2 separate regions of the Mus musculus genome follow, and region 1 is linked to region 2. Evidence: chromatin loops called from intact Hi-C (ENCODE). Cell type or tissue: left cerebral cortex. All regions are shown on one strand. Each heading gives the region's core, and the rest is flanking DNA. Links, peaks and the distances in the headings are about the cores only.

What was found. A loop is a pair of places that touch in the nucleus more often than their neighbours do. Peaks named below come from ENCODE experiments on the same cell type or tissue, not always from the same donor. Only the 100,000 strongest peaks of a DNase experiment are listed, where the experiment ranks them.
Region 1: it touches region 2 in a loop (4-fold over the local background); 3 of 42 quality-filtered maps call a loop at or near these places.

The regions. Positions count from the first base shown.
Region 1 is chr6:129,386,244-129,402,830 of GRCm38, reverse strand. Clec1b (C-type lectin domain family 1, member b) reads right to left here and starts at 5,534. Exons shown (of 6, transcript NM_019985.3): 1 at 5,153-5,534; 2 at 2,676-2,771; 3 at 1,234-1,359; 4 at 938-1,089. The coding sequence starts at 5,216. It also overlaps a transcript of Clec12b not described here. In left cerebral cortex, for the core only: a CTCF peak has its summit at 9,516 (motif pointing left); a DNase peak (open chromatin) is centred at 9,498.
Region 2 is chr6:131,347,435-131,364,021 of GRCm38, reverse strand. It overlaps a transcript of Styk1 not described here. Among named protein-coding and RNA genes, the nearest start is that of Gm22362, 25 kb to the left of the region's middle. In left cerebral cortex, for the core only: a CTCF peak has its summit at 10,172 (motif pointing right); a DNase peak (open chromatin) is centred at 10,200; H3K4me3 peaks cover 495 bases.

The DNA.
Region 1 (16,587 bases), core at 5,631-13,630, 2.0 Mb after region 2:
AGTGGTCCTGGTATATATAGGTTGATATTACATGAATGGACAATCTCTTAGAAAGAAAAGCAAAGGAAAGTCATGTGTTCATTATGCCTTTAAGCATCCCAGAATAGCAAGTAAGAATCCACTCTTGGAAAGCAGCAGCAGCAACAACAATAACAATTGGTTTGTGCTAGTAGACAGACATGTGACACTCAGAATAGCATGCCACTGGAGGTGCTGTGTGAATCTCACTTCCCTAATGTGTGAGCCACTCACCCATCAACTGCTGATCTTTTCTTTAAAACATATCTACACAGACGTATATGTATGTACACTGCTCAAGATGCCTCTCTGTGAGACTTGATGGAAAAATCCAACCGATATTTAACTTTAATGTCTTCTCAAAAAGTTATTGCTTCTTAACTTTAATCTCTTCTTAAAAATGATATTACTTCTTTGCTATATTACAGATTTTCAAGTGGGGTAGCCTGGAGTAACAAGATGGCAGGGCATGCTTCATTTCTCCAGTTGCTCTCTTTATAATGGAGTTGATGTGCTAGAATTGATGTGCTAGGGCACTCCCCTGTTTTGACTGAGTCAATTTATTTAGTTAATTTAATTTCTAAACTTCTCTGTAAGCCTGGGCTTACAGCATGGGGCAGAAAGTCATGCAAACTGGAATAAGTGTGCTGGGAGCATCCCTAGCAGACTCATCCAATGTCTGATCCAGTGTCCACTTTCACTATTAGGGAGGTCCACAACAATCCAATCTTACTGAAACACTTTAGCGATGTTCTGTAATAGGACTGAGTTGAATATTTGAGCTCTGTAGTTTTTACGTTTCCTAAACTTCTCAGAGGAGCACACAGTGCAAACCATTAAGAAACACATGAAAAGGAAAAACAGCATTTCAATGTTTCCCCTCAGCATTCCAAAATGCTTGACATGGGACCCTCCTTACCAGGGTGCTCTGGCTGGCAGTCTTCACAAGTGTTGCATTCTGCTCAGTGCAATACTGCTTGCTCTCTTCCCATGTTAGGTTACGCCTGAAGAACCCGTAGCAACTATCTCCATGGTATCTCCACTTCGTGGCGCAGGGGCTGCACTTGTGCTCTGAAGGTGAGACCGAGTATGGGGCTGACAAAACCTAGCCAAAGCTTTTCCCACCCGCAGCATTCCTGCTTGGGTGGACCTCTCTCCAGTTACCACGACAGATGTGCATTGCTTGGAGAAATGAGGTTTCTAAGTCAGACTTACCAAAAGTGCTCTTTGTCTTAATTTCTGATTGTCTAATCAACTCTTGGCAGAATTTCTTGGCCAATTGTTGCAGAGTCGCTGAGAGATTTTCCTTCTCCGCCAGTAGATACTTTTGCTGTGTGACCGCTAGATGTAGAAATGAGATAAATTACATCTGGGTCTCAAGGTCAGAAAGATGATGGCACGACTCTTGAGTGAACTTTCATTTATATAAACCTGCCGGTAGCTAAAGAGTTCACCAGGTACACAAAAGCCAATCAACACTGAAAAGCGAAATATAAAGGACTGCGTAAAAGAGCGTGTGAATCGACTATGAGAGAGTCCCGAGATAAAAACACGTGACTAAGGCAGCTGTTCCGATATTTCCTGGACAGGTTTCTAAGCGGGCTTTATAGAGATGAGAAGCCTTGGGTTTTGTATTCTGTTCTACATATAATATTGAATTAATCCTTCTAAAAATGTATGTTCAGATGGCTGTTCTAACCATATAGAAAAGCAGTTCTTAACCTGTAGGTCATGACCTGTTGAGCCAAACATCCCTTTTACAGGGGCTATACTGCATATCAGACATTTACAGTATCATTCATAACTAGCAAAATTAGAGTTGGGACGTAGCAATGAGCATAATTTTATTATGAGGGTTACCATAACACAAGGAACTGTGTTAAAGGATCCCAACACTAGGAAGGCTGAGAACCACCTGTATAGAAATTCAGGGAAATACATAGACTTTTCAGTCTGGTTAATTTTGCTACACTGTTTCTTATTTTCAATATCTTTATGAAACATTTTAAATTAAGAATAATAATATATTGACTAACACATGAAAAGAGAATGCATATTATATTTTATGGTGTTTAAAATGCCTTTATATCCATGTAAACAATATAAGGAATAAAGGATTCTAAAATATATTAAGAGCAGGAAAATAAACAAACTAGCAGCACAAATTATGACATGACCTTATAAAGTCTTATTATTAGATCGTCATGAACAGAAAACTGACGTGTCAGTAAATAAAATGGGGTGGGGTAGCTTTTCTGTATAGAGACTAGAGTAAGCAAGATTTCACATAGGAAGGCACGGGCTTTATTTCTGAAGCTGGAAAAGTTCTAGATTGCTCAGGCCTCAGATTAAGCAAGGCAGAGAGGCAGAAAGAAAGATAGCTCGGATTCACAGCGAGGAGGATCTTAAATGTCAGAAACACATTCTGAAAGTAATTTTAACTATGGAAAAAATTAAAAGTGATTTGAATCAGAAGAGGAGGGGGTCTCTCCCTTCTGAGTTTTCTTCCTCTGATGAGGTTATATCCGCAGCAGTATTCAGGACAATCAGAGTAGGTGACAAAGAGAGGAGCAAAGACAGTTAGGAAGCTTAGTATAATACGCCTCGTGGCTGTTGCTTCCCTCAGGTCAAAACCCTGGCAAGGAGCCAGTACTTACACATGATCCCCAGAGCCACGAGTCCAACAACCAGCCCCATGGATGAGATCAGCAGAACTAAAGCCATCACACGCCACCAAGAAGAGGCAGGTTCCGCTGTGGGAGCACAGAAAAGATGCAAACAGAAGACTTTCAGGCTACCCTGGGCTTCTCAGGATTGCCTAAGTCTATCATAAACAGCATTGTAAGCTATGTGTGAGAAAGCTTGGGACATGGAGGCAGAAAAATCAAGAGTTCAAGGGCAGCCTTGGCAACGTAGCAAAATCAGTACCAGTCTAGGCTCTATGAGTTACTGTATCAAAACTCAGTAAGACTTTGGCTATTAAGATGGCTTAGCAGGTAAAGCACTAACTACATAAGCCTGATAAACTGGATTTGAGTCCTGGAATACAGGGTGGAAGGAAAGAACCTACTCTGATCTTACCTGCATTCCATTAGTGACCATCCTCAATAAGAATGGCTTAATTTATACCACCCATCCATTGCCACTCTCTATGACTTATTCTCTGTCCATTCTAACATATAACTGGCTACCAAGGCCACGTGTATCTGTTTTTTTGTTTTGTTGTTGGTTTTGGTTTTTTGGTTTTGGGTTTTTTGATTTGTTTTGTTTTGTTTTTGTTTTTGCATCCCTGTGCCAATTAGTAGCTTTGGCATCTATGGGTGAGTAAACTGAGGCAGGAAGCTGCTGACAGGGATCAGTCCAGATAGTGATAGAGACTTCTATATAAGGCATCCAGTGATTAGAGAAATTCCTCAGCAGACTTCTCTCTGAGGGAACAGAGAGAAGGGGTTGGCTCTCCCCATGGCCAGCAAAAAACTCTAAACTCTTTTAATCCCTGGGGCCAGAGAGAAAGAAAGGAAAAGAAAGAAAAAGCATACATACATGTACACATACATGTACACTGAGAGGATGAAATAAAAAACAGACTTCAGTAACTTCATACATGCAAAGACAGACAGACAGACAGACAGACATTCTAGTTTTCTTCTGGAGAATGACTATGAAAAAACATATGTTCTCCTGTACCTTTACAAGAAATAACATTATGTAGCTAATTATAGGCAAAGAAAACAAATTGTTCCCAAGAACCCATGTACATTTGTAACCAAGCAACTTGTTATAGATTAACAAAGTGTGAGCAAGCAAGGTAGTTTCTCTCACTAGCAGGCAGCAGTTTGCAGTTACAAAAATAAGATTAATTATTTTATTTTATTGTTTATCTTTACAAGTAATCTTATAAGAATCTTAAAAGAATCACAAATTAAACTTTTATATAAAAAATCAGTCATATCTACTTTAAACCCTCAGAATACATACCTACTTAATAAAATCATCTTAGGAAGCTGAGGGCAAAAATGGGTGTAAGAAATCAATTATTACTAGTAAGACTCAGTGCTACCATTGTTCTTGTTCCCTGACCTTAAAAAGCCCTTAGCTTAGCTAATGAAAGTGTGCTTTTCTGAACATCAAATTGTTCCCTTAGGTTTCTTACATCAGAAGCAGTAGCAGAAACATCTTAACCTAGATTCACTAACAATTTTATTTTTCCAAATGTTTTCTAAGGATGGTGGTCATTGCTGATAATCTACATCTCTTAAGTTCTTTTCTAGGGTGGTGTTTGAATCATTAATCTGCTGGAGCAGAAATACCTGAAAGAGATCAAGCATATTTTATAAGAGCCAGAGATACTGTCCAGTGAGGGGCTGGACTCCTTAGAGTTTTTATAGGGATGTGAAGGGCAACAAGCAGAGCAGAACTCCATAACAGCATGAAGTCCTCAGGACATGGAGTCCTCTCTGGGTCATACCCATTGAGGCTGTGCTAACTGCTGGACCACATTCCAAGACTTCTAAAGCCATTTGTCATTCCTCTTACATGGCCCTCAGCACCCCTGTTCTCCTCCACAATTACTTTCATAGGCAACTGGTGGAGAACTGGGTCTTCTGGTGTTCAGAAATTTGATGTTGTTTTTAAAAGGACAAAAAAATTATTTTTATGTTACATAAATGTTAACTTATGAAATGTTTACATATTGAACAACACTATGAACCAAAGACTTTATATCATTTTAAACAGAAAAGAAAGGAAAGACTTCAGATTATAAAACGCTTCCCTCCAGAACATTAAAAGAAAAAACTCTCATGTTTTCTAATTAAGTCATGCAACAAATGTATTCCTTTAAAATGTGAAGACATTTGAGTTTTCAAACTGTCCTTCGCTTTGTTCTACCAGCTTCTAAGCACCCCAGTATTGCATTCTAATAGCCTTAGTACAATGTTCCCTCTTCTGTATTTTCTGCCTGTATTCTAACTATGTCTGCAGCAGCTTCTGTAGGCCCCACTTGCATGCTTCAGAAAAAGAATATCATTCAGGAAAACACAAATAAGTTTAAGCACCCTGTCACTGGGAGAGAGACAGAGAATAGGAGTGACCTATTTCACTAATGCCCAAATTGCTGAATGAGCCTTCTTACCTGAGCTGAGAGCTTGTTTCCGGGGCTTGATGTTTAAAGTGATATACCCATCTTCATCCTGCATGGCTCCCCTTGAACAGCAAAGAGCTCAGAGCTCAGTGACTCTGCAGAACTCACCCAATGTCCACCCTTAGAGTCTCAGTGCCTGCCAGTGTGGGCTCCTTCTCTCCCGGTGGTGTGGGGCCATATGCACCAGGACACTTGGGGTTTGTTTTGCTTTGTCTTGTTTTCCAGGAAGCCCTTTCTTGGATGTTCAGAGATACGTGGGCTTGAACCTAAAAACAAAAATAATAATAACTTGTGGTGAAAGAGTAGATGCGGGGCTCGTTTCCTGCTCTCTTATCTTCAGCTCTGAGTGAAGGGATGTTCCGTCCTGAGGGAGTATCCTGTCAAATGACAAAGTTCACGCTTCATCTTAACCCTAGGAAAGCTCAAAATACATCACGTAATTGAACTGATGCCTTATAAAAAAAACTCATGGATAAAGGTACCAGTAGGAATACAGCATCTACTGTGACTTCAAATCTAATATCATTTGAAAAGAACGATATAATAATGTCTAATCTTATCATTTATATTATCCGGTGTGAAATTACACATCTACAACCCTACAATAGAACGCACTTCTCCTTTTTATGACCTAAAGTTCACTTAAATTCTTGCATCCAATATAAGTCATTTTATTTAAAAAAAAAAAAAAAAGAAGAAGAAGAAGAAGAAAAAAAAATTGAGCTGCAAGTGAAGCAGACCTCAGATTGCTTAGTCCTAGACACTGAAGGAAAAAAGAGTCAAGTAAATACAAAACTCATCACAATATATGTTTCTTAGATAATATTTAAAATGAGTTCTTGGATTAAATAAAACTAGATTGCAACGGCACCTTTTAAGTTTGAGTGCAGTTTTGCGCAGTGACAGAACTGTTTGCAGGAGGGGGGATGCTGGTTTCCTTTTAATCACAGTGTCATAAATACTCCATCATTTAGCTCTATAGAAATGGGCTTTAAATAATTACACTGGCTTACCGTGACAGCAGCTACAGGAGCACCATATGGAGCTTGCCAGGGTGGTTATTGCAGGAATATTGACTGCTGCCTGTCTTGTCATTAGCCTAGAATTTATTTAATTTTGTAGTATGTAATTCTGCTAAATCTCTATGGCTAGAGCCCTTCTGCCTTGTTAAGAGAATCCAGTCTCCATATTTCACCATGAAGACCATCCAGGACCTATTGCCAGGAGTTTACTTGCCCTTGTTCTTTTGGTTTTTTGAGACAGGGTTTCTCTGTGTAACCCTGGCTGTCCTGGAACTCACTCTGTAGACCAGGCTGGCCTCGAACTCAGAAATCCGATTGCCTCTGCCTCCCAAGTGCTGAGATTAAACACATTCGCCACCACTGCCCGGCTCTTTTTGGTATCTTCTACATGGCTTTCTTTCTTTTCCTCCGTGCTCTTTACTTCACTCTCAGAATTTTGTCAACTCACTACAAGGATTCTGCATTTTGAAATGCCTTTCACTCACACCTCCAATGATTTCAGGAAGCCAACAGACTATTCACCAATTGCTGCTACTATTTGCATAGCTTCCACTTCAGCCAAAGATTCTCCATCTTCCTGGCAGAGGGGGGATATGCTAACTAACAGCCTTCCAGCAAAGTCTGGGATGACCTCTTCCTTCCTTGCTTCCTTTACTCACAAGCTGAGTTCAAACATGCTTTCTTCCCCTACTGTCTTATTTCAATGTCTTTCCTTAATTATGTACAGAATAATACAATGAAATTGAATGAGTAATTTCAGCTTAATGAAGAGAAAGGGGGTATCGAGCTTATAATTCTAAAGACATCTTTTCCAGGAAAGTTTCACTCCATTCTCTTAGAAATGAAATTAATCCCATTAAAAATGTAATCAGTAAACTAAATTAAATATGTAACTCTGAGCTCCAAGGACATGGGGAATTATGGTACACATTTTCTTTTTAATTTATGTAAACCTTAAGAAGTAATTAAATATAATAGTTACTTTGCTTTTAAGTTTCCAGATTTTCTGAGGCTTGCAAAACAGGGTTAATTATTAAGGAGTCCTGTTTATTCTTGAGAACCACAAGGGGACCGGGCTTACTTTACTTTACAGGTCTATTAGTTCATGGAACTGTCCTTTTAGCACCAAAAGAAGATACATCTAAGATGGATAAACTGGAGCCTCAGAGCAAAGGAATGATACTCCTTCCTACAACCATGGTTAAGCTGTTTCTGCTGATTCTTTTCTTCTTTCTCATTGTAATTTGTCACTACTGTTTGGTTCCTCAGTTACTCTAACCACAATCTTCTTCTCCCTAGATCTCTAGTCCACTAAATATTTATCTGCCTTTATGTGCATCCTATTCTCCAAGCACAGCATTTAGTGTTATGATCATACACACAGATACGGGAGAACTGCAGGGTCAGAAAGCCTCCAATAGTATTCACTCTATTTACATATACTATGAATGTAAGCTAAGTTATGTAATAAAAAAAATAAAACCAAGAAATGCAAAGAAGAAAAGATAAGCCATGCTTTTCTTCTTTCTTTTACATAGTTCAGAGTCTGGTTAGATATTTCTTATCCAAAACAAAACCCACCTTGACATTTCTTATTCCTACTTAAATATCTATCTCTTCTTCATTCAAAAAAAAATTGTAACAAAAGTAAAGCAAGTCAAAATTCTTCCTTCAATATTTCCTGTTGAAAGTCTATATTCAGAATTTAAGAAACACTGTCGTGTGAATTGTGTTTATGTCTTTTCAGTCATATACTGATTATCTATAAGACACTGACATCAGTGCTTAGTATTCATGGAGACAATGTGGCACTGGACCTAGGGAGCACAAACTTGCAATTTGACTAGATAATCTTGATTTTTGACATTGATTATGTTGTCCCCAAACCTACTACACAACAGTTCACACTCTTGTACCTTATTCATGCATAGTTATATATTTTTAATTTAATTTATTTTCCCTTGTTTTGGTGTTTGGGATTCAACTCCAGAGCCTCGTGAGTGTCAGACCAGCACTCTAACCACTGTACCACCCGTCCTGATCACATATTTAAATCGTTCCTGCTTACCCCCAGAATGATGCGTTCTAGCGATTGACATACAGTTACCACTCACTCAATATGTGTTGACTAAGTAGATGATTGTACACATGGAAACCTCTTTAAGACTGGGGATTTAAGACTATGGTCACATTTCATTTAAAAAGTGGCAACATTTCTATAGGTTTCAAATTCTTTTGGCTCATTAAGATGTCTTTCAAGTTTCGGCGTTGTCCAGAAGCATCACCTGTACTTATGGAAAAAGAATGGGTAACAGATCCCCAGATCTGAGTGACAAGGACTAGAAAGGAAGGTAGTCCAGAACCTTGTGGATAAGATTCACCAAGATACATAGCAGCATGAGACTGTGGGAAAGAAAAAGACATTCATTAGGAGGCATGGGCCACTGTGGACCTTGCTACATTGTCTACAAACGAAAACGAAATGAGTGTTTTGTAGCTGATGATCAGTAGTTTCACTCCAAAGTCAATGTCCTTTTACCAATAGTTCCGGTTCACCACCCCCACCATCGCTCCACTCTCTGCCCCTCACCCCCACCTCCCCTACCCCACCGCCTACCCCTCACTCAGTCCATCCCCACCCCCACCCACTCTCTACCCTTCACCCCATCCCTTACCCTTACCCCTCACACCACCACAGCCCCAACCACATACTCCTCACCCCATCCCCACTCTTGTCCTGCCCCTTGCCCCTCACCCAGCCCGGCCCTTCCTCTCACCCTAGCCCTCATCCCTAATCCTTACCTCTCAGCTTCCAGCACTAAAATTGTTGGTTTACCTTTGGCTTTTTTAACCTCGTGTGCACGCACATGAAATGTTGATTATCTTTGGAAAATGACAGGATTTCCTGTGTGGGAAACAAAGCATAATTAATGTTCATTCCTTCACTTTCAGGAATCTTAAACATGTGAGTTTTTAAGAAATGTGTTTTATTTAAAAGTTGCTGAATTTATTCTAATTATTTTCTATGTATGCAGTTTTTACTAATGAGAAAATTAGGCAGGCTTAGTAGTAAATGCCTGTGATGTTATTGCTGTGGAGACTGAGACAGGAGGAAGAGTGTAAGGAGTGTGAGGGCTATCTGGACTTCATACTGAGATCTTGTTCAAAACAAAACAAAACATGCACAGAGTTGAAAGGTTAATTTTCACACAAAAGATTACAGCATTAGTAGCTTTGAGTCAGGATTCATGAGTATACCTCGACAATTCTTTATTTTAAAAAAAGACAGAATCAGGTTTCTAACTAAATGCCATCCTCTATTTATCCTCTGTCTCCTCCTTGTGGCCATTTTTAATTCTTTCTGATTTTATTTTGTCTGTGCTTTCTTTTGGGTCTTTGGTACCTCTGTCTTTGATCTTTAGTTTTTCTTATATAAATCTGAATTATTGTGGAGTGGATTCTAGCTAGTTTAGTCTGTTGCCCCGCAGTGTTCTCTACTGCAAACTCAGTCTGTGGGGGCAGAATGATTGCTGAAGTACACAGAGAGTTCTGAAGAACACAAGGGTTCACTTCTTATCACATAAGCTCAGCATTTATTTTTTTAATGCAAATAAACTTCTACAGTTACACTAAGTTATGCTGTTTCATACATTGAGTAGCACTTTATGATTGATTAAATTTTAATACGTGTGTGTGTGTGTGTGTGTGTGTGTGTGTGTGTGCACGCAAGACAGTCTAAGGTAATTCCAAGTTGTTTGTTTGAGGGTTTGTGGCAGTTTTAATGTGTTTCTCTCTCTCTCTCTCTTTCTCTCTCTCTCTCTCTCTCTCTCTCTCTCTCTCTCTCTCTGTGTGTGTGTGTGTGTGTGTGTGTGTGTGTGTGTGTGTGTGTGTGTGTGTGTGTTCAGGTATCTATGGAGTCTATAAGAGGGTGTCAGATCTCCTAGGACTGAAATTACAGGTAGTTGTGAGCCACACAATATGGATTTTGGGAACCAAACTCAGGTCCTCTGAAAGAGCAGCAAGTGCTCTTAACCACTGAGCACTCTTTTCTGGCCCTGTGACAGAACTATTTTTAATTAAATTTGTTCTATGACCAATTAATTAATTATATAAGTATTTATTCATTCGTTTGTTTGTTTTTGAGACAAGGTTTCTTTGTGTAGCCCTAGCTAATCTGTAACCTGCTCTAAAGAGCAGGCTGGCCTCAAACTCACAGAGAACTGCCTGCCTCTGCCTCCTGAGTACAGGGATTAAAGGTGTGTGCCACCACTGCCTTGACATTTAATATACATACATAATATATTCTAATCACCCAAACTCTTACATTTTATTATCTCTTTCTCATGCCTGTCAACTTCGAAATCCCCCTTACAGATGACCCTTCCCAAATTCATGTCTCTTTGCTTCACTTCATGACCCACTTATTTTTTTTTAATTTCTTTTTTAAATTAGGTATTTATTTCATTTACATTTCCAATGCTATACCAAAAGTCCCCCACACACTCCCCCACCCACCCACTCCAACTTCTTGGCCCTGGCGTTCTCCTGTACTGAGGCAGATAAAGTTTGCACGACCAATGGGCCTCTCTTTCCACTGACGGCCGACTAGGCCATCTTCTGATACATATGCAGCTAGACACACGAGCTCTGGGGAGTACTGGTTAGTTCATATTGTTGTTCCACCTATAGGGTTGCAGATCCCTTTAGCTCCTTGGTTACTTTCTCTAGCTCCTCCATTGGGGTGCCCAGTGATCCATCGAATAGCTGACTGTGAGCATCCACTTCTGTGTTTGCTAGGACCCATCATAGTCTCACAAGAGATAGCTATATCTGGGTCCTTTCAGCAAAATCTTGCTAGTGTATGCAATGGTGTCAGCGTTTGGAAGCTGATTATGGGATGGAGCCCCAGATATGGCAGTCTCTAGATGGTCCATCCTTTCCTCTCAGCTCCAAACTGTGTCTCTGTAACTCCTTCCATGGGTGTTTTGTTCCCAATTCTAAGAAGGGGCAAAGTGTCCACACTTTGGTCTTTGTTCTTCTTGAGTTTCCTGTGTTTAGCAAATTGTATCTTATATCTTGGGTATTTTAAGTTTCTGGGCTAATATCTACTTATCAGTGAGTACATATTGTGTGAGTTCTTTTGTGATTGGGTTACCTCACTCAGGATGATGCCCTCCAGGTCCATCCATTTGCTTAGGAATTTCATAAATTCATTCTTTTTAATAGCTCCATCGTGTAAATGTACCACATTTTCTGTATCCATTCCTCTGTTGAGGGGCATCTGGGTTCTTTCCAGCTTCTGGCTATTATAAATAAGGCTGTTATGAACATAGTGGAGCATGTGTCCTTCTTACCGGTTGGAACATCTTCTGGATATATGCCCAGGACCCACTTATTTCAACCAGGACCAGCATATGACCGTGGGAATTTTTGCTGAAGATTTGTAAACATAGAGTTTTTGTTTAATGAGATGAAGAAAGACACTGGGGAGCATCATTCATTTTTGAGATTTTAAGTTTGAACTCATAGCTAACCAACTTGTAAATAGGCATCAAGATATGGTCAGTGGCTAGTTGGGTGTAGATAGAAACCAAGACACGGTCAATGACTGTATGTTCCACCCCTTATCATTGGTTTGGAAGACCTAGCTCATCTAAGGCTGAGTGTGAGAGACAAAGAGGGCCAGGAGCTGAATGCTGGCCCATATCAAACTCAACCAAGGGCTTTTCTTAGTTTCATTTCTTGTTGCTGTGATAAAATAGTCTGAAGAAAAGAAACTTAAATCATAAAAGCTTCATTTTGGATTACAATTCCAGAGGGTAAGAATCATTTATGGCAGGGAAGGCATAGGAAATGCAATGAAGATCCCGCAAGAGGAGGAGAAATCAGGCTGGGCACGTTTCATTTGTATGAAGGAAACAAAGAACAAACAGAAAGTGGGGGCTGAGTTTACAGCTCAAAGCCCTCCAGCAGTAGCGTGCTTCCTCCAGCAAAACTCTACCTCTTAAAACTTCCAGCAATAGATGTAGATCAAGGGAAACACGCCTTAACTGCTGGTGGGATTGCAAACTTATACAATCACTCTGGAAATCAATCTGGTGTTTTCCCAGATAGTTGGAAATAGTTCTACCTGAAGACACAGTGATGCTTCTTCTGGGAATGTACCCAAAAGATGCTTTATTATACCACAAGGACACCTGCTCCACTATGTTTACAGCAGCCTTATTCATAATAGCCAGGAACTGGAAACAACCTAAATGTCCCTCAACTGAAGAATGGATAAAGAAAATGTGGTTCATTTACACAATGGAATACTATTCAGCTATTAAAAACAAAGACATCAGGAATGTTGCAGGCAAATAGATGGAACTAGAAAATATCATCCTGAGTGAGGTAACCCAGACCCAAAAGGACATGCATGGTATGTACTCACTGTTTAGTAGATGTTAGCCATAAAGTACAGAATGTCCACGATATACCTCACAGACCCAAAGAACTTATATAAGAAGGAAACCCCAAGTGAGATTCCTTGAATATCACTTAGAAGGGGGAACAAAATAGTCATGGGTGGCAGGGGGAAGGAGAGACCTTGGTAGGAGAAGGGAAGGGGGTAGTAGAGCAGGATCAGATGTGCAAAGAGGGAGGAGAGAGGCCTAGTGGACCAGAAAAGTAATGTGGGACAAGGTTAGAAGTGGGAGGAATCTCTAGGCAGTCCCTGGGACCTGGGATGGGGGCAGCTCCCAAAAGTCAATGCAGGTGACCTTAAGAGTCTACCTCCTGTAGCCAGGCAGAACCCTGAGTGGAGGGATAAGAACACCAACCCACCCACAAAACTTTTGACTAAAAATTTGTCTGGTCTAAAACAAATGCAGGGACAAAGAGGGAGCAGAGACTGAAGGAATGGCCAACCAATAACCAGCCAAACTTGAGACCCATCCCATGGACAAGCACCAATTCCTGACACTATTAATGATATTCCATTATGTTTACAGACAGGAGCCTAGAATAATTGTCCTCTGAGAGTCTCTACCCAGCAGTTGACTGAAACAGACACAGATACCACAGCCAAACATTGGCTTTAAGTCTGGGACCCTTATGGAAGAGTTAGGGGAAAGATTGAAGGCCCTGAAGGGAATAGAAACTACACAGGAAGACCAACAGTGTCAACTAACCTGGATCCCTGGGAGCTTTCCAAGACTCAGCCACCAACCAAAGAGGATACAGGGACTTAGACCAAGGGCCCTAGCTCACGTGTAGCAGAGGGTTGCCTGGTCCTACCTAAGTGGAAGAAGATGAGCCTAATCCTGTAGAGACTTGTTAGGCCAGAGGTGAAGGGGAGGTGGTTGTGGGAGGGACTCTGTAAGGAGTAACCAGGAGGGGGCAGCATTTAGGATATTGATTAATTGATTGAAAAAAATCCTTCCATAATCCTTCCAAACATTGCCATCCGCTGGGAACTAAATGTTCAGATAAATGAGCCTGTGGAGGACATTTTACTTTGAAACCACAATAGGAAGAACTGGTTAAATCAATGGGGGATGTTGGGAGTGGATGACATAAGAAGAAAATCAAGAGAATGGTGTCTGGGCAATAATATGTTTAAAGAAGACTTAAATAAAGAAAATAATTATTCCACATGCTACCTATGTAACCAGAAAGATTTGTCCCAGGAAATACTCCCTGAACATATTTATGTTAAGTTTAAAGAAAATATATTCATGTCAGAGTTTTTGATTTATATGTTATAAGAAATTCAGGAGCCCTGAGAAGAGAAGGAAGGCAGAGACAGCTTCTTGAGCCCTTCTGTGGTTAACAGCATTAGAGAAATGATGTGTTCGTATGTGGAAGGTATGGATAAGATTTGTTGTTGTTTGGGAGATGAAAGGTATGTCGTGTGTATAGAATAGGGTGCATGAACAAGTAGGTATGACTTAAAATAAAACTTAGAAATATTAATGATGACTTAAAGAAAAGAATCACACATTCAAAATCCTTGAGTAGCTTTGTAGATGAGATAGAATTTAAAATACAGATGGAGAGCTGGCATAGCTAAGAGCTGGTATGACTTAACCTCTGTTGGAGAGAACCCGGCTTCTCTGTACAGGAAGGAGTAGTGTTTTGGTGTATTTGACACAGCAGAGAAACTGTCTTTTTTGTATTTCTAAGATAATATTGAAGTAGAATATCAGCGAAATTTAAGGGGAAATAAAGCAGGTTTGGTAATTGAGAAGCAGAAGTAGTGAATGATCTTCTTAGCAACTATAACACTGGCCAATTATAATTCTAAAGTCAGCAGTTAATGTAGTCACGTTCAGCCACCATTAAGCAAGAGGAGCACAAGGAGAGGACATTGAAGCCATGTCGTATGTCTGAGTGCTGATGATGGAGGAAATAAGCAAGAAAGTTGTGGCTGTTGTGAGAAAATGGTTACTGTTGTCAATCCTGGTACACGGTCTAAGCAAAGCTTAGTAGAAAGTGAGAATAAACTCTGACAACAATAAAAATGTAGTAGGAGCTTGAACTTCATATCCCAACAGACATCAAATTCTATGGCCATAAAACTGCTACTGGGGTGGGCTGGAGAGTTTGGGGGCCAGACAACATCGGCTCACACAGATTTAAAGGATAACTTTTTGGTGGGCAGCTGATTTGTGGTTATGGATAACGTTACTAGAGATAAGACCCAGGATGTTGACTTATCAACTCTGTATATATTGAAATGACTGAGTATCAGTAGAGCAGGAGAAGCCAACTGGAGATTTAGGGCATCTGATAAGGTAATAGGGAGGGCAGTAGATACTGTAGTTCAGTGGAATAGTTGCTCCCCGATAATGCTCAAGGCCCTGGGTTACAAAACCTCAAAATAAATAATCACACTAATTAACAAAGGAGTAAGGAAGGTTATTCTAGCACTTGATAAATAACTGCACATGTTTTGAAAATGCAGCCTCTAAAGATATCAATACAGATGGTGGAAATTTGTGGGATAGGAAAGTATGTAACTTCTAAATTAATAAAATGACAAACTAAAAACAAATTATATGGGCTTACAAGATCATGAAAATAGAGCACATGAAGGAGGCAGGATCCATTGTCTTTCTGGAAGGAATTACTAGGAAGTTGGAGATTGGTAGAAGTGTACTTCTTTTGAAAATCTCTGAGGAAAATCTGCTTTTATATCTTCCTTCTGGCACATGTTCATTGGGTTCTGATTGCTCGCCTCTTTTGCCTTATTTAATAGTCACAAAACTCACCGATCATCCACTAGAAGTTCTTATGTGTTTGAGATCCTTAAGTATCTGTGACTTCATTGAATAGATTTAGGTAACCCAACATAACTTCCTTCACTTTCCTTGTAAATTGTCACATTCAGAAGGATATCCTTACATGATATTCTACCCACCACAAATTCCTAATAACAATTTAATCCCTTATATAGTGTAGTATGTTTTACATTTTTAAAAGTATGCAATAATTAGAAATGGACACAGCTTTTAAGAACCCTGTGAGTTCTATGGCTAAGCTATTTAGTTCATCTGGAAAGAGGGAACCTCATTTGAGATAATGCCTCCATCAGAGTGCCTGTAGAGAAGTCTATGAGGCATTTCCTTGATCAATGATTGGTGTAGGAGAGCCCAGGACCCTATGGAAAGTACCATCCCTAGGCTGCTGGTCCTGATGTATATAAGAAAGCAGACTAAGAAAGTGATGGGGAGCAAGTCAGTAAGCCACACTCCTCCATGACCTCTGCTTCAGTTTCTAATTCCCAGTTTCTGACTGAGTTCCTGGCCTCACTTCACTTCATGCCATCATAATAGACAACAAGCCTTCAGTTGAAATAACCATTTCCTCCCCAAGTCCCTTTTAGTCTCAGTGTTTTATTATGGAAATAGAAAGCAGACTATAATGATGGCTGTTGTAAATAAATGACTCTGTGTGTGTGTGTGTGTGTGTGTGTGTGTGTGTGTGTGTGTGTGTGTGTGTCCGTATGCTATTTTTTTAATTCCACACAATTGCTAAAATACCATCTATACCACTGGATCCATGTTCCCTTGTCAAAATATTTACTGCTGCAATTTAAATATACAGTGGCTCTATGCCAAATTTGTTGAAAATAAAATCCAGTTATTATATGTCTAAGCTAGGGAAAGTAGATAATTTATGTTATCAAGCTTTTTAAAAGAAATATAAATTAATCCTATCTTTGCTTCCTTTCCTGGGACTATTTAGACATCCTTGTAACCAGTGTCCATGCAAACACCTGATTATTTCTGTACTGTTTATGGCTGTAGACAACCCAGACTTCACCCTCTGATTTTTCATACCAAAAAGATAGTGCATTTTCTATAAGAGTTCTGGCTGTCCTGTGGGACAATGACTGTGAGCTGCCCTTAATCTCGGGGG
Region 2 (16,587 bases), core at 5,782-13,781:
GGTAGGTCATGGTGCCAGTAAGAGAGAGGAGATAGAGGCAGCAACAGGGGCAGAGCTTGGACAGGTGCCAGCAAGGGGGGAAATCAGCATGTTTTATGCAAACGGGTATAAAAAGATAAATGTCCAGCATGTCTACACAGCTGTGGTTTTGGTGGGAAGGTAGAATAGGAGTGTCTTTGATTCATGTTTCCCATGAGCTGAGTAATGGATAGCACAGTCCAGTTCACGACATCGAGACATGGAGACTGATGGCAGGTTAAGAGGTGGTAGCCATAATGTGTCAAAAACAGAGTTTCTACACAGTTCCCCGCATTGAACTCCACTGTTTACCTCAGAGTGTGTTCTCCAGTTCTCAGGATGGGAGTAGGATCCAGGGAACCATCTTCCACACATCCAAGTAGGTAGTATTCGCCAAAACACGGGGGTGTGGAAGGAGTACATGTCTCCCTGCGTGTACATAGATTACAACTATCTGTAACTCCAGTCCCAAGGGATCTGACACGTTCATCTAGCCTCTGTTCACATGGTATGCAGATATATATGCAGGCAAAATGCTTATATGCATTCCATAAATCAAAAAAACTTTTAAACAAGAATTCATAGAAAAAGTGACTCAAAAGGAAGAGGTGGATGTAGTTAATGTATATATGCCAGTCAGAGGATGAAGGAATTCTTAAGGACCTCCTAAGAAAATAAACTAATATAATTTGAATAAATTTGTCAAAGAATTACTACTCAGCTTTTAGAAGACTGACACCAATCTAGGTGCCACTTCCTGAGTTTAAAAAAAAAAAAAGCCCAGGTTTTGTTAAAACTCATTAGGCGTGTGTGTGCACACACATGTAATTGAGAAGGCCAGAAGAGGGAGTTGGAGTCCTAGGAAATGCATTTACAGGCAGGTGTGATCCTGTAACATATTCCTATGTATCACTGTAAGTGAAGGTTTGTAGCAGCTACTTCTAATGTTGCTTATACTTAGAAAAAGTGTGTATTTAAGCCATGCTACCACGGTGCCAGATCCTTTATGGCAAGCATCCCTGAGATCAGAAGTAATGTGTACTTACAATGAATGCCTGAAGACATTTTCTTGACATTGAAATTTCCTGGTCCTTTGTTCTCTGGCCTCACTCAGAGTCCTTTTCTGGTTAAGTTTCCTTTTGCTTTGCTGGTACCATGTACAACTTGTAATCATTTGTATCATTTCCAACAATTAGCAACCAGTGAATGTCAGAGTAATAGTCCTGCGTTTTTGTTTGTTTGTTTTTTTTTCTTTCTATTAGTTCTAACACTTTTTCACTTTTTCTGGATGTGCCTATTGTTGGGAAGTTGTGACTTAAATACAAGTGTGTCTTTGACTGTGAGGTACCTAGATTACCTGGGAGTATGAATATTAGCAAATGTATTTATTTATTTGTTCACTTATTCATTGGCTGGTTTTGTTATTGTTAGGTGGTGGGGTTTGCTCATTTTGAACAGGTCTCATGGAGTCAGCCAGATCTCAAACTTGTTTTATAGCCAAGATTAATTTTGAGAATTCTCTCTCCTTTCTTCCTTTCTTTCTTTCTTTCTTTCTTTCTTTCTTTCTTTCTTTCTTTCTTTCGTTCGTTCGTTCTTTCTTTCTTTCTTTCTTTCTTTCTTTCTTTCTTTCCCTCTTTCTTTCTTTCCTTCTTTCTTTCTTTCTTTCTTCCTTCCTTCCTTCCTTCCTTCCTTCCTTCCTTCCTTCCTTCCTTCCTTCTTTCCCCTCCCTCCCTCCCTCCCTTCTTTCTTTCTTTCTTTCTTTCTTTCTTCTTTCTTTTTTTGGTTTTTCGAGACAGGGTTTTTCTGTGCAGTCCTGGCTGTCCTGGAACTCACTTTGTTGACCAGGCTAGCCTCAAACTCAAGAAATCCGCCTGCCTCTACCTCCCAAGTGATGGGATTACAGGCATGCACCACCACTGCCTGTCTGAGTTCTCTTTTTAAAGGGGAGTTGAGAATGGGTCTTTCTATTTTATAACTATGTAGACCAGACTGGCCTCCAACCAGACACCTACCTTCTTCTGCCTCCCAGTGCTGGGATTAAAAGCATGTCCCGCTATGCCCAGCTAGCCTTGAGTGCTTGATCTTCCTATATTAACCTCCCAAGTACTAGGAATGTAGGCATACTTCAGATTGTTGGGTTTTGATTGTTAGAATATCTCCTTTATTGTAAAGCTATTCATTTTTCCTCAAAACTGTTCACTGGCATAGTGTGTACTCTTCTCAGGAATGATGGCAGTAAAAGTACAGGTTTGTCTTCATATACATGGAAAAGAGTACATAGTTTAACTATGAGAACTAAATATTTGCACATGATAACAGGGAGCTTCTCTGTAGTATGAATTAATACTACATACATTATTTTAATTTCAGGGTATGCTATACTTATCCCTTTGATTTTACAAAATAAACAACACTGACAGCAAAGACTTACTCATCCACAAAAAAGTACACACACACACACACACACACACACACACACACAGACAGACACAGAGTATCTTCCACGGACCCTGGAGTGGTTCAGTGTTTAATACAGTTTGCTTTCATAAGAACCAGAGTCAGAGCCCCAGCACTTGTGTTTGGCAGGTCACAACTTCCTGTAACTCCAGTTCCAAGGGATCTGATACCTTGTGGCTTCCACAGGCACCTGCACACATATGGGCTGACCCCTCAAACTAATTAAAAGGGGGGGGGGTCTTCCAGGTGGTTAATCACTTCACTTCATGTAAGGGCCATTCTTTTCTCAGGATGCTTTTCCTTCCATACATGACACAGACTCAGCAACTGCCAATGTGTTATTGTCACTTTAATCTGCGACATTTTGAGATTTTTTCAATGAAAACAATCTATCTTAATGAAGGTTTTATTGCTACTAAGAGACACCAGGACCATAGCATCTCTTATAAAGGAAAACATTTAACAGGGGCTGGCTTATAGTCTCAAAAGTTAGTCCATTATCATCATAGAGGAAAACAGCAGTGTGTGGGCAGACATGGTACTGGAGAAGGAGCAACAGAACGAATGTGTGCCAGACTGTGTCACACTGGGCGTGGCTTGAAGATAGGAGACCTCAAAGCCCGCCTCCACAGTGACACTTCCTCCAACAAGGCCACACCTCCCAATACTGCCACTTCCTATTGGCCACAAGGCCACACATCCCAATACTGCCACTTCCTATTGGCCAAGCATTCAAACACGAGTCTATGCAGTCCATTCCTAGTCTAACCACTAAGCTTACTTTCATATATTCCTCCCATCTTCTCTCTTCCCCCTCTGTTCTTTTCTCTTCCTTCTCCTTCTCGATGGTTGGAGATTGAATTTCAGGGTAAATCGTGCTAGGTAAATATTTGCATCATCTTCCCAACTTATATATAGCTCACTAAATAATCCATGGACCAGGTGCTTCTGAAATGCTATATTTTATCTTTGTTGTGGCCTAACCTATTTCTCTTCTGCTTATAAGAAAAATGTGCCTCTGAGACATTCCTAGGATGGGTGTCCTTAGGGTAACTAATGCCTGCTGCTGTCTTAATGTGGGGCCAGAAAGCTGTGAGATGGAGAGGAGCAGGCCTGGATGAGTGGGGCTGATGTGTGCCCAAATCCTGGAAATCTCATCCTGAGGTGGGCAGGGGCAGGGTCACTCCACTGCCCCCTTTGCCCCAGGCCTCTATGTCCTGGCAAATGTGTGCCTCCCACCCTTGCCTCACCAGAGAATGTCACACAGCCAGTAGCTAGGTTAAATTTCCTTTCCCCTTATAAGGTCATGCCCAGCAGCACCTGGAATTTCTGCTCACAAAAATGAGGCATCCCTAGTATTCTGGCCCCAGCCAGTGATGTACACTTACCCAAGAGCCGCTACTCATCCCACAAAGGTTCCATTAGCCTTTGGTTCCCCCAACAAACTGAACCAGTGCTCTGAAGCTGTTCCCTGCTCTGTGTTTTCTTTATCTATGCACTCACAACTGACCAAGATCCTGCCTATACCCACCTGACCCTGCTAAGCTTCTCTCCCTCCAGTCCAGCTCACTGTGCAATGGGCCTGGCTACCCAGAAGGGAGAGGCAGACCCAGGACAGCATCCTAACAACCTTAAACTCCAGTGGCGTAGTAGAAGACATTTTTTCTTGCTAATGTGTTGGGTTGGGTGCTTTTCCCCAGGCATGTTCTTCCCAGTGGCTACTCAGGAATAAAGTTTCCTTCATGCTGTGTGGCTCTGTCTCCTTTAAAATGTGGTTTCAGTCTTAGCTGTTATCCAGCCAGTACACAGGACCACTACGGAACCATTTTCCTTTAGATAAGGAGTACACATTCCTTTTGCTAATGATATATAAGTTAAGTGCTACTTACAACATCTTCATGGGGCTGGGACAGTTGTGTAAATGCAGACAGACAAACAAACAACAACAACAAAAACACAAAACCTAGGTTAGATAACCCTCTGCCACAATTCCAAGGCACAAACTGCAAAGAAAAGGACCTAATTTCAAACACGCTGTTTCTGCTTTCTACTACCTGCCTCCCTATTCATGGTGCCTTGTTAGTACAAGAAGGTGAGGGCCAACAAGCACAACAGCCAGCAGTAAGTGCACAGCCACGGGAAAATAATCTTGGCTCATGCTTATTTCTTCATAAATTATATGATTCTTACTTCATGAAGGATTTTCTAATGCTATGTTTATAGAAATGACATATAACAAGTGGCATTCTAGTAAGGTAAATTTTAGAATTCCCAGGGATTATTGAATTCTTTCTCAGAATTATATATATATATACACACACATATATGTATATATACATATATGTGTGTATGTATGTGTCACAAATATATATGACACTAGAAAATAAAATAAGTGAAAATTTGATGAGACAATGAAGTAAAAGGAAAAATACATTTAAGTCAAAACTGGTATAAAGCACTCTATGTGAAATATGAAAGACTGTAAATAGTAAGTGAGGGGCCATGGGTGTGGGGGAGAGAGGGGGGAGAACCCGCGGTGTCCTAGGCACCAGGTTCCTAGCTTCGGACATCCCATACACCAGTGGACACCTCGGAAAAGCTGAGAACATAATAGGGGCCCCAGGGCAACAGTGAGCCCCGGGGCTGAAGGAAGGAGAGGGCAGGGGGAGAGGGTGCTTCATGGTTCCCACGTGGGTGAGAGTCCTTGGTTTGGTCCATGGCTGCAGCGCATGAAGGCCTTCTGGTGGGAGGTTAGAAGCAGTTCATTCAAGCAGGGTGGGTCTTGATGAGCAGAGACAGTCTATGGTTTTAAAGTGTATTAGTCTGGGTTCTCTAGAGTCACAGAACTTATGGACAGTCTCTAGATAGTAAAGGAATTTATTGATGACTTACAATCGGCAGCCCAATTCACAACAATGGTTCAGTCGCAGCTGTGAATGGAAGTCCAAGGATCTAGCAGTTACTCAGTCTCACGCAGCAAGCAGGTGAAGGAGCAAGAGCTAGAGCTAGACTCCCTTCTTCCAATGTCCTTATATTGTCTCCAGCAGAAGGTGTAGCCCAGATTAAAGGTGTGTTCCTTAAACTCGGAGATTCAATCTTCTGGAAACCATAGCCACTATGGCTCAAGATCTTCATACCAAGATCCAGATAAGGATCTCCAAGCCTCCAGATAAGGGTCACTGGTGAGCCTTCCAATTCTGGATTGTAATTCATTCCAAATATAGTCAAGTTGACAACCAGGAATAGCCACTACATAAAGCTTTATTGTAGAAAGGCAAGGAGAAAGAGAGAAGGTAGAAAGAGAGAGAGAGATACTGGTCATGGCCATGTGGTGAAAGCGGGGAAGGGAATGAGAGGAGGGCTAGAGAGTAAGAAAGGTGAGGGCTTAAAGAGAGGGAGGAGGGGCCAAGAAGCCTCTCTTAATAGTGGGCTGGGCTATCAGGTAACTGTGGGGGTGGAGTCTAGCCAGAATGCCAGAAGCTTGGGGCATTGTCTGCGTGACTGATAGTCACAGAATTATGGAGTTGGGGGCTTTGTGGTGTCAGGCGCCTGTCTCTGGGAATGTGGCTCACTTTTTTGTCCCTTGTAGAGTTCTCTACTGGGTCATCGGAACAAGCCTCATTTAACCAAAATAGGCTGCCTATCACAGTCCCACAGGTAGGGTGGGCTAAGTATTCAGTGAGATATACAACAGGTGTACTTCTAAGTTAGAAGCATTGTGTCAAAGAGAGAAAATCAGTTGCCTCCAAACCTCATACAGAAGCACTTTATGCTTACTCCAGAAGGGAATATAAGCCAGAGATTTCTGACATTATCTATCCTCCACACAAATAGATACTGTGTGCCTCTTATGTGCCATGCATTATTTTATGTTCTGAGGCTATATCAATGAGCAAGATAAAACTGTGTTATGGAGTTATGCAACAGAGAGGATGAATAACAAAGAATTGTTAGTATGTCTGGGGATAGTGAGTCCCAAAAGAGAGGGAGCCTGATAAGAGTGATGGATGTAGCAAGATGGGGAGGTGTGGGTGGTCAGGAAATGCATTACTGCAGAAGTGACATCTGAGCTAAGACCACAGAAGTGATGGGGTTCAGTATGTAAACCCCACACCCCCAGTGCTCCAGGAGCAGCAAATCACAAATGTGCTTGTCTGGAAATGTTTAAGTTCTTTAGAAAATTATTCTTTCACAATTTCAGATGGATGTACTGTGTTATGATTGTACCCCCACTATCTCTTGTCCCCTTCTATTTATTCTTCCCAATAAATTCTGATCTTACTTAATGTCTCTTGGTGAGTGTGTGTGTGTGTGTGTGTGTGTGTGTGTGTGTGTGGTACCCAAAGACTGTCACTTGGGTTGCTCGTAAGAAGGTGATGAGGGGTGATCCACAGGAGTACTGGTGCCTTAACTAATGGTTATACTGGTGAAAAAATGGTCCCTTGCTCTTCTAGAAACTGTTAATTGCCTATAGCTTGTCAGATGTGGTTGGGATCTTGTAATCCCCCCCTCCAGTTCATGGTGGAATGTTGATGGCTTATACACTCACAGATTCTGTGAGTTCTAGAGAAAAGATGTTACACAAAACTGCCTTCTGAATTTCTGATCCTCCTGTCTCCACCTCCCAAAGAGTGGCATTACAAGTGTGTGCCACGTCACCCCCTGGCCCACCCACACTCCTACTCCAGATTTTCCTTGTTATTTACTTCTTTGGTGCTTGGCTCCTTTTCTAGGAGAATTTAAGGGACACTAGTAGGTTAATTCCTTGCAATACCTCTGATTCTTTTCTCATGCAAACATCCACTGATGTAAACGTTTCTCTTAGAACTCCTTTTCTACCCCAAGGTTCTGGAAAGTTGTGCTTTCATTTTCATTTGATTCTAGAAATTTAAATTTTTTATCCTGTTTTTGTTTTGTTTCCATGATCCATTGGCCATTTAAGAACATGTGCTCCATCTGCACTTATTTACAAAGTATTTGTACTTTTGCTTCTTGTTGCCATTTCTCATGTTTGCTCACCATGCTTTGATAAGGTACATGAATTGTTTTGATTCTTTTTAAACATTTTTACTTTGAAAACATTTTTAATTATATTTATTTATTTTCTTATTTATGTGTGTGTGTATGTGTGCATGAGAGACTGTGTTATGGAGTTATGCAAAATAGAGGATGAATAACAAAGAAGTGTTAGTATGTCTGGGGATAGTGAGTCCCAAAAGAGAGGGAGCCTGATAAGAGTGATGGATGTAGCAAGATGGGGAGAAAAAGTGTGTGTGTGTGTGTGTGTGTATGTGCTCGCACGTGCGCACACGCATGCATGTAGGGTAGATATGCATGTGGAGGTCAGAGGACAGTTGTAGGAGTCATTCCTCTCCTTCAGTATGGGGACTGAGACAAAACTCCAGTTATTTGTCTTGGCAGCAAGCATTGCTCACCAAATGAACCTCTTTGATCTATTGCTTTTGTTAAGACATGGTTTGTTTTTGTTTGTTTGTGTAGAAATGCATAAACAGTCAAACACATAAATGCTAGGTGTGACTTCGCTCTCCTGTATTACCAATACTCAAGATGCTGAGGCAGGAGGATCACAAGAATATGCCAGGCCAGTGTAAGTTTCCAGTGACTTCAAGATCATCCATAGTGAAACTGTCAGCATAACTAGAAATCATCTGGTTTTTGGATGAGGCAGCCTAAGGTTAGTGACATCTCCCATAAGCATTTTTCCCAGACAGGAAATGGACACCAGTAAAACGTTAGGAAAACTTTTAGTGAAAACAGGAATCCAGGGCAAGGGTAATACTTCTTGTCAGAAAGCAGGATAGGTGAACCAATAAAGTACACAGAAGAGCTGTAGCAAGCCTCTGCTTTATTCAGGCTAGCTGAAAGACTGTCATCTGCTGAGGATCATCTGACACTCCACCTCGTCAGGCTGATAGAAGAAGAAATAAACACATTTTATGCCTGTTGATTTAATCTTGCAGTCAGTTAAAGGCTGCTCCGTATAAACCCAACTGTCAGGATGGGTATATGAGACAGAAGATGAGAGCTAACCAAATGTACTGCTGTGAACTTACCTTTCTAGGTCTTTTGGATGTTGGGTCAGGAAGGCACAGCTATTTGTCATTTCTGTCTATTTGACAGAATCAGCCAGATTAGAGCCCCACAGTGCTTTACTGGTCCATTTTCAACCAAATAGCAAGCATTTTGAGTACTGTTTGCTGAGCTGTCTGTCTTGAAAGCATTAAGCACTCTCAGTGAGAATCTTTCCCCCTTCCCAATTTCCTAACCTCTGACTTACCCAAAAAACCCTCTCCCAAAAGAAAACTAGGGCTGGGGGTGTAATTTAGTGGTAAAGGACTTTCTAGTCTATGTGAGGTCCTGGCTTTGATCTCTCTGACTGAAAAAAAAAAAAAAAAACATGAAAGGGCGCCACCTGTTACTGCCTTTCAAGCTTTGAAGGTGGAAGAGAAAGTTATGGAGTGAGCAGTCTGGAAGCAGTTCCTGAGAAAGCCCAAACAGAGTCGGAAGCTAACCCAGCAGTGACGCTCCACCGTGGATAATGACTACAGTAGCCAGGAGTTTGGGCCAGACCAAGGAGTCTGGGAAATGTCTTAGATGTTGGAAAAACAAGGAAACCGATCTTTCTCCAGATTCCCCAGAAAGAAATATATACAGTCATTTTAGTACAAGGAGACCTTTGTTGAAAATTCAGCATGCAGAGCTATCTATGTTAGTCAAGCAATTTCATTTGTGTAATTTGTTAAATCGGCAATAGAAAACTAACGTATGACTGAGCTGACAGAACTTAAAGCTAACATAATTCACATATGGACCTTTACCCATGACCAACATTCTCTGATTTACACCAACCCAGTGTTAACACAAGGTCACGCTGCGAGTAACAGCCCGTATTTACTTCCTTGTTTTTAGCTGACCACACAATACCTTTTTTTAAACCTTACAAAAATTTCCCTCTATGACTCTAAGAATCCTCAGTGTGGTAAGGGACCTCATAAACCTCCAGCCCATCTTCTCCTATCTGGGTCCCGCGGTTTCGATCACCTGGCTTAAATTTCCTCAGTACCGGGGAAATTGCTTAAGGTACTAGGCACCACTGCAGAGATTCCAGATCTGACCACAGCTCCATCAGAGCTTCTCTGGTGATCTTATGTTGCCAGGAAAACATTTCAGGGAAATCTTGGGGGCATGGGTAGGCATTGCGGTCGCTTTGGGGTCTCCTTGCTCTCAGATAAAGTAAGAAGAATCACTTGATGTTAAATGTCTTTGAAACCGTTTCAAAGCAGTGTGCCTCAGGATTGAACATCTTTTAGGTTTTAAAAATATCCTTTTGATGAAATAACTCTACCATTTGAATTATAATTCTCATCTATGCTTCAACTGTACATCAAGAGGGCTTAGACAAAGGAGTGTAGGATAACTCCACTTTCCCACACACCTTTCCCCAAAAGGAAGGAGGCTCCAGAAAATAATGGGTTTCTAAAGCATCGTACTAAATATTTGATAACGTGCTTTTAGGACTTTCTTTTGTATTTATTATTCCTAGGTTTCTCGGTGTCGTGGTGGCGGTTCGTTTGGTCTTGTAGCACCTGGCAAAGCCTTTGGGTAGAACCATGCCTGGAGTCTTCCAGACAATTGCAAATTCCCGGGGAAACGGCTGCTGCAGGGTCTGCCAGGCGGTGGCACTGTTGGCCTTCACCATGACTCTGATTCTCCATGAACAGACTTTTCTCTTGCACTGTTCATTCACCTCGCAATCGAAAATGAGCGCGTCGCTTGGCAACAAGTCCAAGTTTTACAGTTTCAGCGGAGGTTTCCTGCTGACTGCTGTGTGGTTGAGTTCCGGAAACCTCAGAGCCCGCAGATTTCCCTTTGTGGGGCGCTCCTCCTTCATCCTCTGAGGGCAGCCACGCCCCACTGGAGGAAGTTGAGACTGGAAAGCCTTTCCTTGAAGCTGGCAAACCTTGCCGTGCCTCACCTGTCTCTTCCAGTCCCCTGACTGGCCAGCTCCATCTGAAACCAGAGTGACCAGAGGAGGGACAAGGTACCATTTGGCTTCTGCGGTCAGAGGGAGGGAGAGGTACAGAGGGTGAATCTGGGTGGTTTGACGTTTGGGGAGAAGAATGGAAAGGGAGAGGGAACTAGAGGTGGAATAGCCAGGCTGGCTGTATGAGAACCAAGGTGCGCTGATGGTATTTCTTTGGAATAAGTGTCTTGTGGCTTTTGACTTCTGGCTTTTTATGACATGAAAACTTCAGTTTTGCCAAAGAGAACAGTAAGATGAGATTCTCTGAGAAGGAACAGCCAGGACCAAGAGAGTATAAAAAGAATGAGGGCACATTACTTACCTGGGGGTCTGTAATGAGTACCTTGGGTTCAGCGCGCTCAGTCTCAGAATTAGGTTTTCAGATTACAGTTACTGCACAAGGCCATGGACACTCTAAATGAGGTAATATTTGTATTATATCATATTTCAAAACTGCATGTTGTCCTTTGTTGGGCCAACCCATTTTTCTCTCAGTTCCTTAATCTCTCTCTCTCTCTCTCCTTCCCCATACTCCCTCTCCCTTCACCTCCATCCGTCCTTCACTCCTCCTCTCTCTCATTTGTATTACTTCCTTCTGTAAAGATTCTTCTCTCCATGTGAGCTTCTTCTGTATATAAGACCATGTCTTTCCCCCACTTTTTAGTAAGAGCCATCAGTGGATGTAGGAAAAAAGCCAGGGGCTGCCGGCACGCTTCAGTAGACCTGGATGGACACTGGACTTTGCTAACTGCCTGCTTTATCATCTTGCCGCCATCAGTATCTCCACTCACAGCCATGAGACTGATCCTTTTACTGAGACAACACGAAGTATTTGTGCCATTGCAAATTATAACCAAGCCCCCCACCCCCAGAAAAAAAATCAGGGTTTGCACAACCAACTCTAGTTTCAAGTTATAGAAACTAAGTACATATAAAACTAAGTACATATGTCTTTAGGACTGTTGCTCTTGCGCTCCATGGGAAGGATTTATTCTGGGCCTTTTTCTGGGGTTGGTAGATGGCTGTCTTTATATTATAACGTCCCTCCCCACTTATGTTTGTCTGCCTTTCCCTTTCATTTATTTTGTAAGTAGATCAGTCATATTAGGCTAACACCAATCCTACTTATCTCATCTTTTGAAAGATTCTGTCTTTAAATAATGTCAAATTTGGGGATAGGAGGTGCTACTATATCTAATATGAATGGAGGTGGGGGAATCACAATTCAACCCATGACAACAGGTTAGTCTTTTATATATGTGCTCAGCTACATTCTATTAAAAGTGTGTTAGAGAAAGTCAGGACCTCTTGCGGGCTGCTCAGCTGTCTCCTACAGAATCATCCTTCCACCTTCCGCACCTCTCCCTGTGGTCTCAACAACAACGTGACATGCTCTGAAGTTGCACGGTCTGTGAGTCTACGCTTCTGTTTTGTTAAGCTGTGAGATCTCACCTGTGCTGCGGCTACTGTAACCAATGGACACACACACACATACAAAACAACCACACAATACAAAATAACACACCATACAAAAGCAAAAATGATGGCATAAAACACACATTCAAACATGAGTAGGATGATCTCTTGTCCTGGAGACTCTAAAGGAAAGTCAGTTCTCTGTCTTGCTTGTTTCTAGAGCTTCTGGCACATTCCCGAGTTCATGCCTCTTTGTTCACATTCACACCCCACACTGTCTGGGTTTGTTTGATGCTTCAGTCCTTCCCACTGATGCTTTGCCTCCTTCTTGACCATTTAAGGATACTTGTGACACACCAGGTTCACTCTGTTTTTCTTTATTTGATTAATCCCATCTGCAATGTTAATTCCCATTTGCTATTTTAATACTAATAAAATCAAGATATTAATAGGTTCCAGAGATCTAGGGCATGGGCATTGTGGGAAGAGGGAGTAATTTTTCTTAGTCTTGTACTGCATTGATTATCATCTCCCCAACTCCCCACCCCTCTGTCTTGTTTTTCTCATTACTGGAGAATGAACTCACGGCCCTGTCACTTACCCTCTTACCCTTAGCACTCTCTCTCTCTCTCTCTCTCTCTCTCTCTTTCTCTCTCTCTCTGTCTCTGTCTCTCTCTCCAACAGCTTTTCTTTAATTATTTTTTTTTTTTTTTGGTTTTTCGAGAGAGGGTTTCTCTGTATAGCCCTGGCTGTCCTGGAGCTCACTTGGTAGACCAGGCTGGGTTCGAACTCAGAAATCTGCCTGCCTCTGCCTCCCGAGTGCTGGGATTAAAGGCATGCGCCACCACGCCCGGCTGTCTTTAATTAATTTTTACATTACGTGTGTGTCTATATTACTTGCATACATAGACACATACACCATAATGTAGGTATGTTCATGTGAGTGCAGCCATGAGGCATTAATCATCCAGAGATGGAGTTGCAGGCAGCTGGGGGCCACTGGAGTCGGGTGCTGGAACTGAACTGGAGTCCTCTCCAAAAGCAATACATGTTTCTAACCACTGAGCCATCTCTCCAGCCCTATTTCAGTCCTTTTTTACTTTCTACATTTGAACAGGGTTTTTGGTTGTCCAACCTGGCGCTGAACTGACTCCCTGGCCCAGTCAGGTCTTGAACCTACTATTTTCATGTCTCAACTTCCAAAGTAACTGTTAGTATCCACTTTTTACTCAGAGATCAGTGTTTTGATTGCTATGTTTAGCAGGGAAGTTTAAATCATTTTTATAGAGAAAACATCAGCTTGCCCAAAGATGGAATGAAAAAAAAATATGTGTTCACTGGGCAGCAACTGGGTGCCATGATATTTTCTGTCTAATACTGTTTAAAGAAACTCTTTGGGATAGAGAAATAGATCAGTAGGTAAGATATTTGTTATATAGCCTGACAAGCCAGGATGAAGCCCAAAACCCAGGTGGAAGGAGAGAACCAAGGCCCAAATGATATCCTCTGAGCTGTACACAATGAGCTGTGGTATATGCATATATGCACCTACATACATGGGCACACACACATATTCTCTCTCTCTACATATAATATATATATAATATATATATATAATATATATATATATATAATCTCTATCTCTATCTATCTATCTATCTATCTATCTATCTATCTATCTATCTATCTATCCAAGATAAATGAAAACCACATTTTTTCCCATGGTTGTCATTGCAGTTTGATATGCTCAATCAGTTTCTGTAGCGATTTTCTTATAAGAATGACTTGCAGACCCAGGGATACATTTATAGACAAATTGACCTATTCAGTAAGCCTTGGTTCCAGAGATACAGCCATAAAAAGGATAATCCAGCACCTACATCTTTGTGTTCATGAACATTTCTTTTGCACTTGTACTCTTGTCACTTCAGATCTGTCCTCAGCAGTGCAAGTTTAGCTGGTCTTGGTTCCCACATGCTCCCTGTATCTACATCTGTCTGTGCTGATGCAGGGCGCAGAGAGTCCGACTGTGATGCCCTGTAGGAAATGGATGTGGGTGGGAGTGAACAGATAATAGTAGGAAATTTGAATTCAGTGTGGGTCAGTGGCGTGGGTGCTGAATGCTCTCTATTCGTTAGCTCATGTCTTGGACACAGTTTCCAAATGGGGAAAATGAGAGAAGAAATGAATTCACTGAAGGTAAAGCTGCCAGGTGCTGAAACTATTGTGAGTTCTGTCTCGAGTCCAGGTCCTGAGTTTATTTTATTTTTGTTTATTATTATCAGTGTTGGTATTATTACTGTGGGGATATTTTTCCTAGGTGTTATTGGATTTTTGTTGTTATTTGTTTTGAGACAGGGTGTCACATATCTCTGGCAGTTCTGAAATTACTATGTAGCCAAAGATGAGCTTGGACCTCCTATCCTCCTTTCTCTACCTCTCTGTCTTAGTCAGGGTTTCTATTCCTGCACAAACATCATGACCAAGAAACAAGTTGGGGAGGAAAGGGTTTATTCGGCTTACACTTCCATACTGCTGTTCATCACCAAGGAAGTCAGGACTGGAACTCAAGCAGGTCAGAAAGCAGGAGCCGATGCAGAGGCCATGGAGGGATGTTCTTTACTGGCTTGCCTCCCCTGGCTTGCTTAGCCTGCTCTCTTATAGAATCAAGACTACCAGCCCAGAGATGGTCCCACCCACAAGGGGCCTTTCCCCCTTGATCACTAATTGAGAAAATGCCTTAGAGTTGGATCTCATGGAGGCATTTCCTCAACTGAAGCTCCTTTCTCTGTGATAACCCCAGCTGTGTCAAGTTGACACAAAACTAGCCAGTACACTCTCCAAAGCTGGAATTCAAATGTGAGCCACCATGCCTCTGTCTGAGTTTGTTTTAAGTGCTATCACTCTGTGACCAAATGAAAAAAGCATAGAGCTCTCTGTTTCTGATTGTTTTGTTATACTTTTTCTTCTTAGAAAGAAAAGATGGGTTTAGATATAGAAATGCCTAAGGATACGTCCATGTTTAAAGACTGGACTCTTTTATTCTCAGGCTTCTAAGAATTTCTTTGAGTTCTCCACCTAGAATAATAATGAGAAGATAGGTTCATGTATCTATCATGTATTCTGGGTCACTTACTTTTAGATAATGTACCTTCTTTCCTGGGTGTGCTGATATTCAAGGCAGGCAGCCTCCTCTCATTCTTAATGAAGGGTAGAAGGCTACCCTTCCCATTGCACCAACTGAGTTGCATGCTAGGACTAAAGACTTCACAAGAAGCAAATTAGGGGCAGAAGGACTAGTTAGGTTCACGATTTGAGAGTGCCATCTCTCAAGGTGAGACCAAAGCATGGCAGTGGGACCTTGTGGTTCTGATGGCAGAAGGGGGACGATTTTCAGATGGGAGGGAATGTACTCCCTCCTACCTGTCTCATGTACCTCAGGCTGGCTTTGAACTTATGACGTAGCTGATGCAGTCCTTGGATTCCTTGATGATGGGATACAGGCTGCAGCATGACATTTGACATGAGTTTCTCCTATTTTTTCAAGCTGGGATGAAATCCGTAAGACTGTGTCTTGCACGTTTAGGGTGGGTCCTTTATGCTCAGTTTAACTTTTCTGGAAACAGCCACAAAGATACCAGTAGAACTGTATCTCCTTGGTAACTGTGATAGAGGAGGTCACTGGCTGATCACAGTGGCATGTAGATGCACTGGACTAATCTACTCAAGTGCAAGCAACACAGACACACACACACACACACACACACACACACACACACACACACAGACACACACACACACACACACACACACAGAGACACACACACACAGAGGCATACAGACACATACATACCTACACACACACACACACACACACACACACACACACACACACACAGAGGCATACAGACACATACATACCTACACACACACACACACACACACACACACACACACACAGAGGCATGCAGACACATACATACCTACACACACACACACACACACACACACACACACACACACACACAGAGACACACACACACAGAGGCATGCAGACACATACATACCTACACACACACACACACACACACACACACACACACACACACACAGAGGCATACAGACACATACATACCTACACACACACACACACAGACACACACACACAGAGGCATGCAGACACATACACACCTACACACACACACACACACACACACACACACACACACACACACAGAGGCATACAGACACATACATACCTACACACACACACACACACACACACACACACACACACACACAGAGGCATACAGACACATACATACCTACACACACACACACACACACACAGACACACACACACAGAGGCATGCAGACACATACACACCTACACACACAGACACACACAGACACACACACACACACACACACACACAGAGGCATACAGACACATACATACCTACACACACACACACACACACACACACAGAGACACACACACACAGAGGCATGCAGACACATACACACCTACACACACAGACACACACAGACACACACACACACACACACACACACTTAGGATCAGCCTCTTTGAGGTCATGTTTGCTGGGCTGGCTCCTGCTGACTTTTACCTAAATGCTCAATGACTCTTT